Regions from separate parts of the Homo sapiens genome. Here region 1 is linked to region 2. Evidence: read pairs that join two places in POLR2A ChIA-PET (ENCODE). Cell type or tissue: MCF 10A. All regions are shown on one strand.

Region 1 (5,000 bases), 330 kb before region 2:
ACTGCTCCATGTGGTTGTGGGGATTGGGCTTCATGTCTTGATTAGTTCAGGGGCTGTAGAAGGGCTGCTCTTCCACCTGGCTCCTAAAAGGTCCTTTGTCCCCCACTACTTCCTGCTATCTCCATCCCCAGCCCAGACATACTCTGTTGGGGCAGGTGGGGTGGGGCAGGGTCCCTGTATACCATTTGGGGCCTGGCCACCCAAGAGCACTGTCCTCTCACCCAAGAGGCAGGAGCAGAGTCCAGCTGGGGACAAAGAGAAGGGGAGCTCCAGGGATGGCAGCAGCTGGATCATCTTTGACCAGGAACCCATCTTGTTCGAGATGCAGACAAATACAGGCCACTGAGATGACATTTTGCAGTTCCTCTCCTTGTGTTGCTGTCAGCTTTCTCCCTGCCCTGTCCCTTCAACTCCCACCCCTGTAGGGGGATGCAGCTGTCTGCTCTGGGTCCCTTGCTGCTCCACCGCAGGAGTTCCCAGCACAGGAGTTCCCAAACATATCCTGCTAGCTTGTTTCCAGGACCCTTTCACTGCCCCTGTGGCAGTCTTCTCATAGAAGCACCATGCCTCTAGACAAGTACAAATCTAATTGTGAAAGCCTGTTCCCCATTCATTTTCATTGCTGCTTTGATTTATTTTATTAGCAAACTTCTTTTGTGTGATGACAGGCTTCATTACAGTGCCTATAAAAGACAATTACCCGCTCTTATCTCCTAAACTGAGGGGGAAAGAAACGAGTGGTGATGTGCATTGGGAAAACACAATGGGACCCAGAAAGAAGGGCGCAGTGGAAGGGATTGTCCATGGAGGGGAACCCGAGAGGGCAGGGGCTGGGGCAGAGCTTCTCTCTGTTGAGGAAATGGCTGCCTGGAAGCTAGCCAGGAATGGCACGGCACCCGACCTGCCCAGAGATAAGGAAAAGACTGGCAGCTGGCCACGGCTTTTGCCGTTGGCATCTCAGCTGAGGACCCCTATGAAGTTCAAACCCTAATCAGTTGCATTTGGGGGAAAGACTATACTAATAATTGCCACCAATCATTCAGCATTCACTGTGTGCTTAGGAGGCACATAGGGTAGCAGTTAGGAGCTTGGTTCTGGAATTAGAATTGAGGTCCCACACAGGCTGTTAAGCAAGTTTTATAAGTCTGAAAGCCTCAGTTTCCTCCTCTGCAAAATGGGAAAAATTACTGTGCCTACCTCCTTAGGGTTGTGGTGAGGCTAAAATGAGGTAATGTAGAAGCTCAGAGGACACCGTGAGCTATCCATATGGTGTCCTGTGGGCACGTGGCCCATCGCTACTGGTGGAGGGCGTTGCATGAATGCTACACAATTCCCGGCTGAAAAGAAACTCATATTATTTTGAATGTATTAGTTTGTTTTCAACAAGATATTGTTTCAAGAAGTATCACCACCATGAAAGGACAACCTCAGTCATGCTGGTTTTGGATGTTTACTGGATGCAGCTGGTAAAAAAAAAAAAAAAAGTAGAAAAGAACAACTTTAGTTTTAAATTTACTTCTAAATTTAAGCTGTATTTTTTTTTTTTTTGAGACGGAGTCTTGCTCTGTTGCCCAGGATGGAGTACAATGGCACAATCTCGGTTCACTGCAACCTCCGGCTCCCAGGTTCAAGTGATTCTCCTGCCTCAGCCTCCCGAGTAGCTGGGATTACAGGTGCCCACCACCATGCCCAGCTGATTTTTGTATTTTTAGTAGAGACAGGTTTTCCCCATGTTGGTCAGGCTGGTCTCGAACTCCTGACCTCTAGTGATCCACCCTCCTTGGCCTCCCCAAATGCTGGAATTACAGGTGTGAGCCACCGCGCCCAGCCTAGTATTTTTATATGATACAGTTTTAAGCATATGTGCATCTAAATTAATAAATTAAACATAGGACTATCTCAACAATATCCTTAAGTGTTTATAGTTAGTTACTTCCCCAACAAGGGCGAGATGGTTACTTTACATTAGGTTTTGACTCAGATTTGGAAATACAGCAATCTCACAGCAACCCAGCGAGGGAGGCATGATCACACCCTTTACACATGAGGAAACCGAGGTTTAATTAACACTTTCCCCAGGGTTGCCCAGTGCATAAATGGCAGAACCCAAAATGGAACCTGGGGTTGGGTCAGAACTAGGCAGATCTGAGAGTTCCACAGAGACTGTGTTTTCCTAAGGTCTGGACCCACCCTATCATGGTCTTCCTCAAAGATCCCTAACAGCACTTGTATTGTCTGCAGAACAAAGGGGTCACCCTTGGCTTGCAATCAGGCCCTCTGCCACCTGCTCCCACCTATCACCTCCTACCCTCTCCATACCCGCTGGACTCCCTATGTGGATGCTGCTGACAACTGGCCGCAATGCATTCACTTTTCTGCCCTGGGGGCTTGTGAATTTTTCTTTCTGTGACTGTTGAAACCCCAAACAAACATTAATTACCTAATTCATTCATTCATTCATTCATTCATTCATACATGATCTGGTCATTGGTCAGGTTTGTTCTAAAAACCATGCTGGAAAAAATGGAACAGAAACGAACTGCCAAGGGTGGACCAAAGATACAGAGCCTTGAAAGCCGGGTGAAGGTATTGGAACTTGTTGGCCAACCTGCCAACCAACCTGCCCATTTACTCTGTCCTTCCACACCCACGCCTGAGCATCCTCTCTGCACAACCTCCCACCTATTCATTACAGCTGCGATTTTCAACCTTGGGCCTCATCGGAAGCACCTGCAGGGCATGTTGAAACACAGCTGGCTGGGCTCCACGGCAGCCTCTGACTCAGCAGCCTGGGGTGGAGCCTGGTAATTTGCATTTCTAATAAGTTCCCCGGTGATGCTAATGCTGCTCGTCCAGGGTTCACACCTTGGGAGCCACCGCGTACTGGAATGGTGACAGCGTCTCAGGTGACTGTGCCTGCCAGTTCACACTATATTTCCTAACAGCCCTGTGAATTTGGGATGATTGGTGCCCCTCTGTAGATGGCGAAATAAAAGTTCAGGAGAAAGGGCAGATGAGTCCAAGATCTCACAGAGAGTTTGTTCCAGAACAGGGCCTAGAGCCAAGGCCTTTTGACCTGTCTTGCCAGCCTCTTTCCACTCTTGTCTTCCTGCAACCACAGCCCGATCACAATAACCACAACCATGCTGACATTAACAGCTATCATTTAGCGAACATTTATTATGTTCCAGGCACTGAGCTAAGCTTTTAATATATTTTGGCTCATATCATGCTCACGACTGCACTATGAAGTAAAGATTATTCCATCCCCTAAATAATATAAAGAGGAGAGGTTAAGTCACTTTCCCAAAGTCACACAGCAGCTAGCTCATTGAATTTGCACTAGAACCCAGGCAGTTTGATGCTGAAGCCCATCTGTGTAATACTGTGCTGTTCTGCCTCCTTACCTGAGGGTTATGATCAGAACAGCTGCCACTTATTGAGTGCCTCCTCTTTGGTTAGCTCTAGGCCAAATATACATATCATCCCATTTAGTTCTTACAACAAACTTTTGAAGAAGTTATTTTATTACCACTTTTAGGGATGAAAGAGCCAAGGCACCATGAGGTAGGTGTGTGCTGGTTAGGGAGTAACATACACACAGGCGACCCTCGGGCCTTTGAGCCGTCTCCTTGGAGGAGTGGTGGGAGAAGCAGGCTCCACAGGCAGGGACACTCATGGAATTTCAAATGACTTGCCGAGAGTCATGAGCAGAATGCCTTCCCTGTTTCTAGCAGACGGCTCTTGCAAAGGCTGGGCATATGTGGCCCCAGGACGAAAATGCTGCATGTATCAGAGCATATTTCCATCATCCTTGGATAACACAGGGAAAGGAAGAAATGAGGACCAGGTTCCTGGCAGCCATGCTGCAGCTGTCCGAGGCAGAGGGTGCTGGTAGGGGCAGGGAAAAGGATGGGGAAATGTATTGCCATATAGTTGCCTGATGGTGGCCCTGGATATCCTTCTGGTGCTTGGGCTGGCCTTTGGCAATCATTTCTCCCTCCTGTGTGGCAACTTAACCCCTCTCAGGGCTGGTCCTGACCTCTGGGCCCTTCCTGGAACACGGGCCTCTCTTTAGACTGGATACACCTTTTCTCTACTCCTACCACCAGGCGGAATGAGATGAGCACTGGGCTTGGAGCCAGGGCATCTGGGATTTAGCCTTGGCACTGCCACCTTCCGGTGGAGGGACCCTGCCCAGTCACCTAACCGCTCTGGGCCAGGTTGCAATATCACCCTTGCTCAGCTTCTGGGTGTGTCCTGCCTTCTTTTCACACGTCCTGTTTCACTTAGTCTTCTTGATAACACTGAGTTTTATGGGAAAAAAAAAATCAGAGTTTTTTTTTTTTTTTTTTTAAGTCTGTTCACGTAGCCTGGGACTGGGCTAGCCTTTCAGTAACCATATCAGTATCACACAAAGCGAACCCCAGTCTCCTCTGAGTCTTCATTCCTCTACCCAGAGAATGGGTTTTCCTCTCAGAACAAGCTCAAAGACCTTCCTGACTTCTGCAGGGGAGGGTGTCCTCCCTCTCGTCCCCTCACATGGCTTTCTATCACTCCCTTGCTCCTGCAAGCCTGCCTCATGGAACCCTCAGACCAATCTCCATTTTGCCAAGGACGGTGGGGCCCACCTCTGCCTCTTGGAGCAGACCCTGCAGAGTTGCTCTTGGCGGCCTCAGGCCTTCCCTGGGAGTCTCTGCACTGCTGACTTGTGCAGAATCTCATCTCAGAGCTTGCAAATGGCCCCAACAATGTGCTGGAATGTATATGGATGGGGGTGGGCTGGAAGTGCTGAGAACCCAACATTTTCTTATTTTTTTTTTCTTTCCTTTGAGACAAGTTCTCACTCTATCACCCAGGCTGGAGTGCAGTGTCATGAACATGGCTTATTGCAGCCTTGACCTCCAGGCTAAAGGAATCCTCCTCCTACCTTAGCCTTCCAAGTAGCTGGGACTACAGGCACGCAGCACACCACCATGCCCAGCTAATTAAAAGAACTT
Region 2 (5,000 bases):
CTGTCTCTACTAAAATACAAAAAAAACCCCAAAAAACAAAAACAAAAACAAAACATTAGCTGGGCGTGGTGGTGCCTGCCCGTAACCCCAGCTACTTGGGAGGCTGAGGCAGGAGAATCACTTGAACCCGGGAGGCGGAGGTTGCAATGAGCTGAGATCGCACCATTGTACTCCAGCCTAGTGACAGAGCAAGAGTCCATCTAAAAAAAAAAAAAAAAAGAAAGAAAATAAATGAACTTCTTTCTCCATTAGCTTGTCATTGCCATTTTCAAATGGCTTGCCCATAAATTCCAATATTTTTCTCAAAAAAAAGTGGTAAACTCTTCAGTCTTTTATTTTCTTACCTACTTCCTTTGTGTTCCAGAAAGCAAGTAGTATATTACCTTCATCTTCATCAAGTAAAGAGGTACATTGAGGCCTAGATGCTAAGTGATTTCCTTAATTTCACATAATTTATCAGTATTGACCCATCCACTACATCTGATGATGCAACAAATATTTAGTGATTGCCACCTTGGTGCCAGGCTCTGTTTTAGCTGCAGGGAATATAAGATAGGTAATGTCTCTATTTTAATGGAGCTCATGTTTTAGATGGGAGAAATAGAGAATAAACAAGAAAATAAATAAAAAAATTAATATCAAATAGTGACAAATACTATGATGAAAATAAAAGAAAAATGAAAAAGAGGGTATTAAACCCTCATCCTAACCCCAACCTAGGAACACCTACTTTAGTATGGTCAGGGAGGCGTCTAATGGTGATAACTAAGCTGAAATCTGAATTCTGAATGCTCATAAACCAGTCAAGGGAACATCTGGGGTAGATCATTCTAGGCAGAGGGGCAGCATGAAAAAGGTGGTTTTTTTTTTTGTTTTTTTGTTTTTTTTTGAGATGGAGTCTTGCTGTCTCCAGGCTGGAGTGCAGTGGCGCCATCTCAGCTCACTGCAACCTCCGCCTCCCGGGTTCAGGCAATTCTCCTGCCTCAGCCTCCTGAGTAGCTGGGACTACAGGTGCGTGCCACCACGCCCAGCTAATTTTTGTATTTTTAGTAGAGACGGGGTTTCACCCTGTCATGTTTCACAACCGTTTCATGTTGGCCAGGATGGTCTAGATCTCTTGACCTCGTGATCCTCCCGCCTTGGCCTCCCAAAGTGCTGGGATTTCAGGCGTAAGCCACTGTGCCCAGCCCTGAAAAAGGTTTTAAGGTGGGAGCAGACTTGGTGTGTGTGTTAGAGGAACAGCAAGGAGGCCAGGGTGGCTGGGATATAATGGGTGAGGTGGAGAGTGGTGGGCAATGAGTTTGGACCCATAGGAGAGAACCAGTTCATATTAGCATCCTGTAGGCCATGGCAAGGAGGATGGATTTTCTTCTGAATTTTTTTTCAGTGAGGATAAATACTGTGGCGTATAGGCAGAGGGTGACATGACATAATTTATTACTTTCACAATTCATTCCAGTGGCAGTGTAGGGAATGGATGACCTGGGGACAAAAGTGGAAGCAGGAAGCTCAGTAAGGACCATCAAATAGTACATGTGAGAGATGGCAGGGTCTTGGGCTAGGATGGTATCAGTGGAGGTAGGGAGCAGTGGATGGATTGCATATGTTTTTTGAAGTGAGACAGTAGGACTTGTCGACATAACAGATGTGGAGAGTAAAGCAAATAGAGTCAAAGATGATGCTTTTGCTTGAGCATATGAGATGATGGTGTCATTTACTGAGAGAAGACGGCAGGGGTGAAACTGGTGTATTTTTTATTATAAGGGAAAGGAATAAGGAATTCTATATTTGATATATTAATTTTGAGATGCCATGAGAGATGTCTGGCCAAGTGGAGATGTCAAGTAGGAAGGGATTAGATCTACAAGTCTGAAAGGCTACATTTGGAGCTGCAATATACCTTTGGGAGTCATCAGTGTGAGGATGGCATTTAAAACTTTGGAATTAGGTAATGCCACCAAGGAAGAATGCTATGGAGAAGTGGTGGCCATACCTCCCAAGCCTTCATTCTTAATTCTCACATCAACTGATGGACATAGTCATAGACCACAGAACAAGTTCACTCCTTCCGTTCCATTAAATGCAGCAAACATTGTCTTTTCTATATGAAAGGTGCCCTAAGATACAGAATCTACAAAAATAGATGACTAATATATGATGCCATCTTGTCAAGTTGCTAAAAAATTGTTAAGGAGAAGACAATTCTAATGGAAAATGTAGAATACGTTAAGGTATTTGCAAGGGACTGGGGAGGATCTTCAAAAGATAAATTTGGTAAGATAGGATGAGAACAGATCTTGGAGGGCCAAAGAATTATATTTTTCCTGCTTAGAGAACAGGGCAACATTGAAGATTTCTGATTTCCATGATCAGATTAACACCTTTCCTTCTGCATCCATGACTAATTCATCCTTCCATGTCTAGCTCAAATCTCACCTAGTCCACAAAGCATTGCCCATTCTCTGCTCACATACTCTTTTCATCTTTAAGTCCTCTTGCATTTATTTTCCAGCACTAATCCATTTAGCACTTGATACACTGACTCTTTCAGATGGTTTATGACAGGAACATCTTATTTTCTCAACTGGTCTGTAAATTCATTCTAGGCAGGATCTGACTTAAATCCATAGATCGGGCTCATGGCTAGGAACATAAGCCCTCAAATAATCCCTGTTGCGTTAAGTATCACCTCTTCAGGGAATTCTTCTTTGACCTAGATGAGGCTCTTTTGTTCTAGGCGCCTATAGAATCGTTTCCTTTAGCACACTGCTCAGTTTTAAACTATACACTCCATGTCACTATGTGAATTGGATCTGCTTTCCCATAGGATGTAAGTCCCCAAAGAGCAGAGACCATGTTTAGTTGTGCTTGCAGTTAGTGTTCCCAGTTTGGGTGCAACAAACAACTGCTAAAAATTAAATGAATACATGTGAGCTTAGGTGTTCAAAGGACGAAGGGGCTTTAGAACAGTGGCCTCAGGAATGGTCCAATTGTGTGCTTACAGCTTCTGAAAGAAGACTGAAATCCACAATGAAAAACTGCTACATGAGCGGGAGTGTCTTCTGATGAACTCCCTTCTGCTTACGGACAAACTACTTCCCAGAGGGTGGCTCTTCTATCTGAATGAGGCCCCTTAAAGGCTGATTTATCATCACTTAGGACACTCGAGTCCTCCCTATGGCATAGCTGAGTTGGAGGCAAAGCAGAGTGTTCCCAACTGTCAGGAAGAATAAGCATGCTGGCAGCAGCCTTGGATCCTCTAGGCAGATGGAGTGACATATGTGTATTTACATATATATATTTCCTAATCAATAGGTTCCAGCAAAAACATGAAAACTCAAGAGAATGATTGGAATTTAAGGGACTCTGAAGGAGTTTAATTCCTTAAAGAAAATTAGGGCCAGGTGCAGTAGCTCATACCTATAATCCCAGCACTTTGGGAGGCAGAGGTGGGCGGATCACTGGAGGTCTGGAGTTCAAGACCAGCCTGGCCGACACGTTGAAACCCTGTCTCTGCTAAAAATACAAAAATTAGCTGGGTGTGATGGTATGCACCTGTAGTCCCAGCTACAGGCAGGAGAATTGCTTGAACTGGGGAGGTGGAGGTTGCAGAGAGCTGAGATCGCACCATTGCACTCCAGTCTGGGCGACAGAGTGAGACTCCATCTCAAAAAAAGAAAAAGAAAAAAAAAAAAAAAAAAAGAAGAAGAAGAAAAAGGGAATCAGCGCAAATTTTTTTTTTCTTTTTTCTTTTTTTTTTTTTTTAGCTGCAGATGACTTTAGGAATAAAAACTAAGAGTACTCTTTGAATGATCAAACTTTCCCCACCAAATATGTAAATCTTCTGTTCCAAATTAGGTACTTCTAGCATTTCTTCTAAGAAATGTATTTCTGGGGCCAGCCAAAAGGAGCTTTGAAATCTTCTTACCATATTTTTGCCCCCCTGCCTGCTTCTGTGACTGTCTCCCTTCACTAGACACACTGGCCTACTTCTTCTGTTCCTCCAAAAGGCCGACCTTGCCATTGCTCTTTCCTCTGCCTGGAGTACCCCTCCTAACTTTTGAATGTCTGGGTCCTCATAATTTGGGTCTCAGCACAATGCCCTTTTCGAAGGGGGTTTTCTGACCCCAGTGAATAGATATACACTGCCAGTCACTCTGTCACTGTGGAGTCCCTGGCTCATGGAAGAACACTTGGCACATAGCAGGTGTCAGCAAATACCTGTTCATGAATAAATAGGTTAAGAAAAGCCAACTATGCCCCAGCAGAATCTGATAACCTGTCTGCGGTTTGAGCTACGTGTACTGGAGACAACAGAAATGATGACTTGAAGATTTAGCCTAGCACTTACTGCTTCTGATTCTTGTTTTGTTCATGTATGTGATCATCTTCAAGGAACATGGTTTGCAATTTTATCCACCACAGAACCACGTTTTGCTCCTGTCATTCATGTGAAGCTGACCTTGTCACACACTGCTTGTTACCCACAACCTCCATTTTTCCTCCTTTCTTAATTACAGAAGCCCAAACTTTGGGACAATGTGTCCAGTTAAAAATAAACACGCTCCTCTCCGCAAGCTTTCTTAGTTACAGCAGGTAGCCATGTCTCCTAGTTCTGGCCGCTGCATAGCAGAAGTTGGTTGAGGCTTCGGGAAAGCTATCACTTTCTCGATAAAAAGGTACAAACTCAGCTGCTGTGTCCTTTGTCCTTTGACCTTCTACCCTTCTCCCTGTCTGGAATGCAGACACGATACTGGAGGTAAAACAGTCGTCCTATGTAGCAGGTGCTGTCAGTGCTCTGCCCATTATTCGTTGACAGTCACCATTCTATTTACCACAGGCTTCCTGTTGAAAACTCCTTTTCTCTACCCGAGGCCTTTTGCTAGCTACAGAATCATGCTGAGCCTGTAGAATGCAGTCTGAAAGTGGGGGTTAGTGACCCTGGGAGCAGCCTTTAACTAATGACAGATGGTAGTTGGTGGATAAATATCCCAGCTCTT

The links. Peaks named below come from ENCODE experiments on the same cell type or tissue, not always from the same donor. Only the 100,000 strongest peaks of a DNase experiment are listed, where the experiment ranks them.
Region 1: POLR2A ChIA-PET joins it to region 2 with 5 read pairs; 13 of 35 experiments call an interaction of 5 or more read pairs at or near these places.

Annotation. Positions count from the first base shown.
Region 1 is chr5:154,393,675-154,398,674 of GRCh38, reverse strand. All of the region lies in intron 7 of GALNT10 (polypeptide N-acetylgalactosaminyltransferase 10), which reads right to left. The region is part of intron 2 of SAP30L-AS1 (SAP30L and GALNT10 antisense RNA 1); the gene reads left to right. Among named protein-coding and RNA genes, the nearest start is that of MIR1294, 49 kb to the right of the region's middle. RefSeq lists an enhancer at 2,248-2,968. In MCF 10A, a CTCF peak has its summit at 4,147 (motif pointing left); DNase peaks (open chromatin) are centred at 2,744, 3,034 and 4,124.
Region 2 is chr5:154,059,054-154,064,053 of GRCh38, reverse strand. No RefSeq gene overlaps it. Among named protein-coding and RNA genes, the nearest start is that of MFAP3, 23 kb to the right of the region's middle. In MCF 10A, no CTCF peak of the experiment used is centred here; no DNase peak of the experiment used is centred here.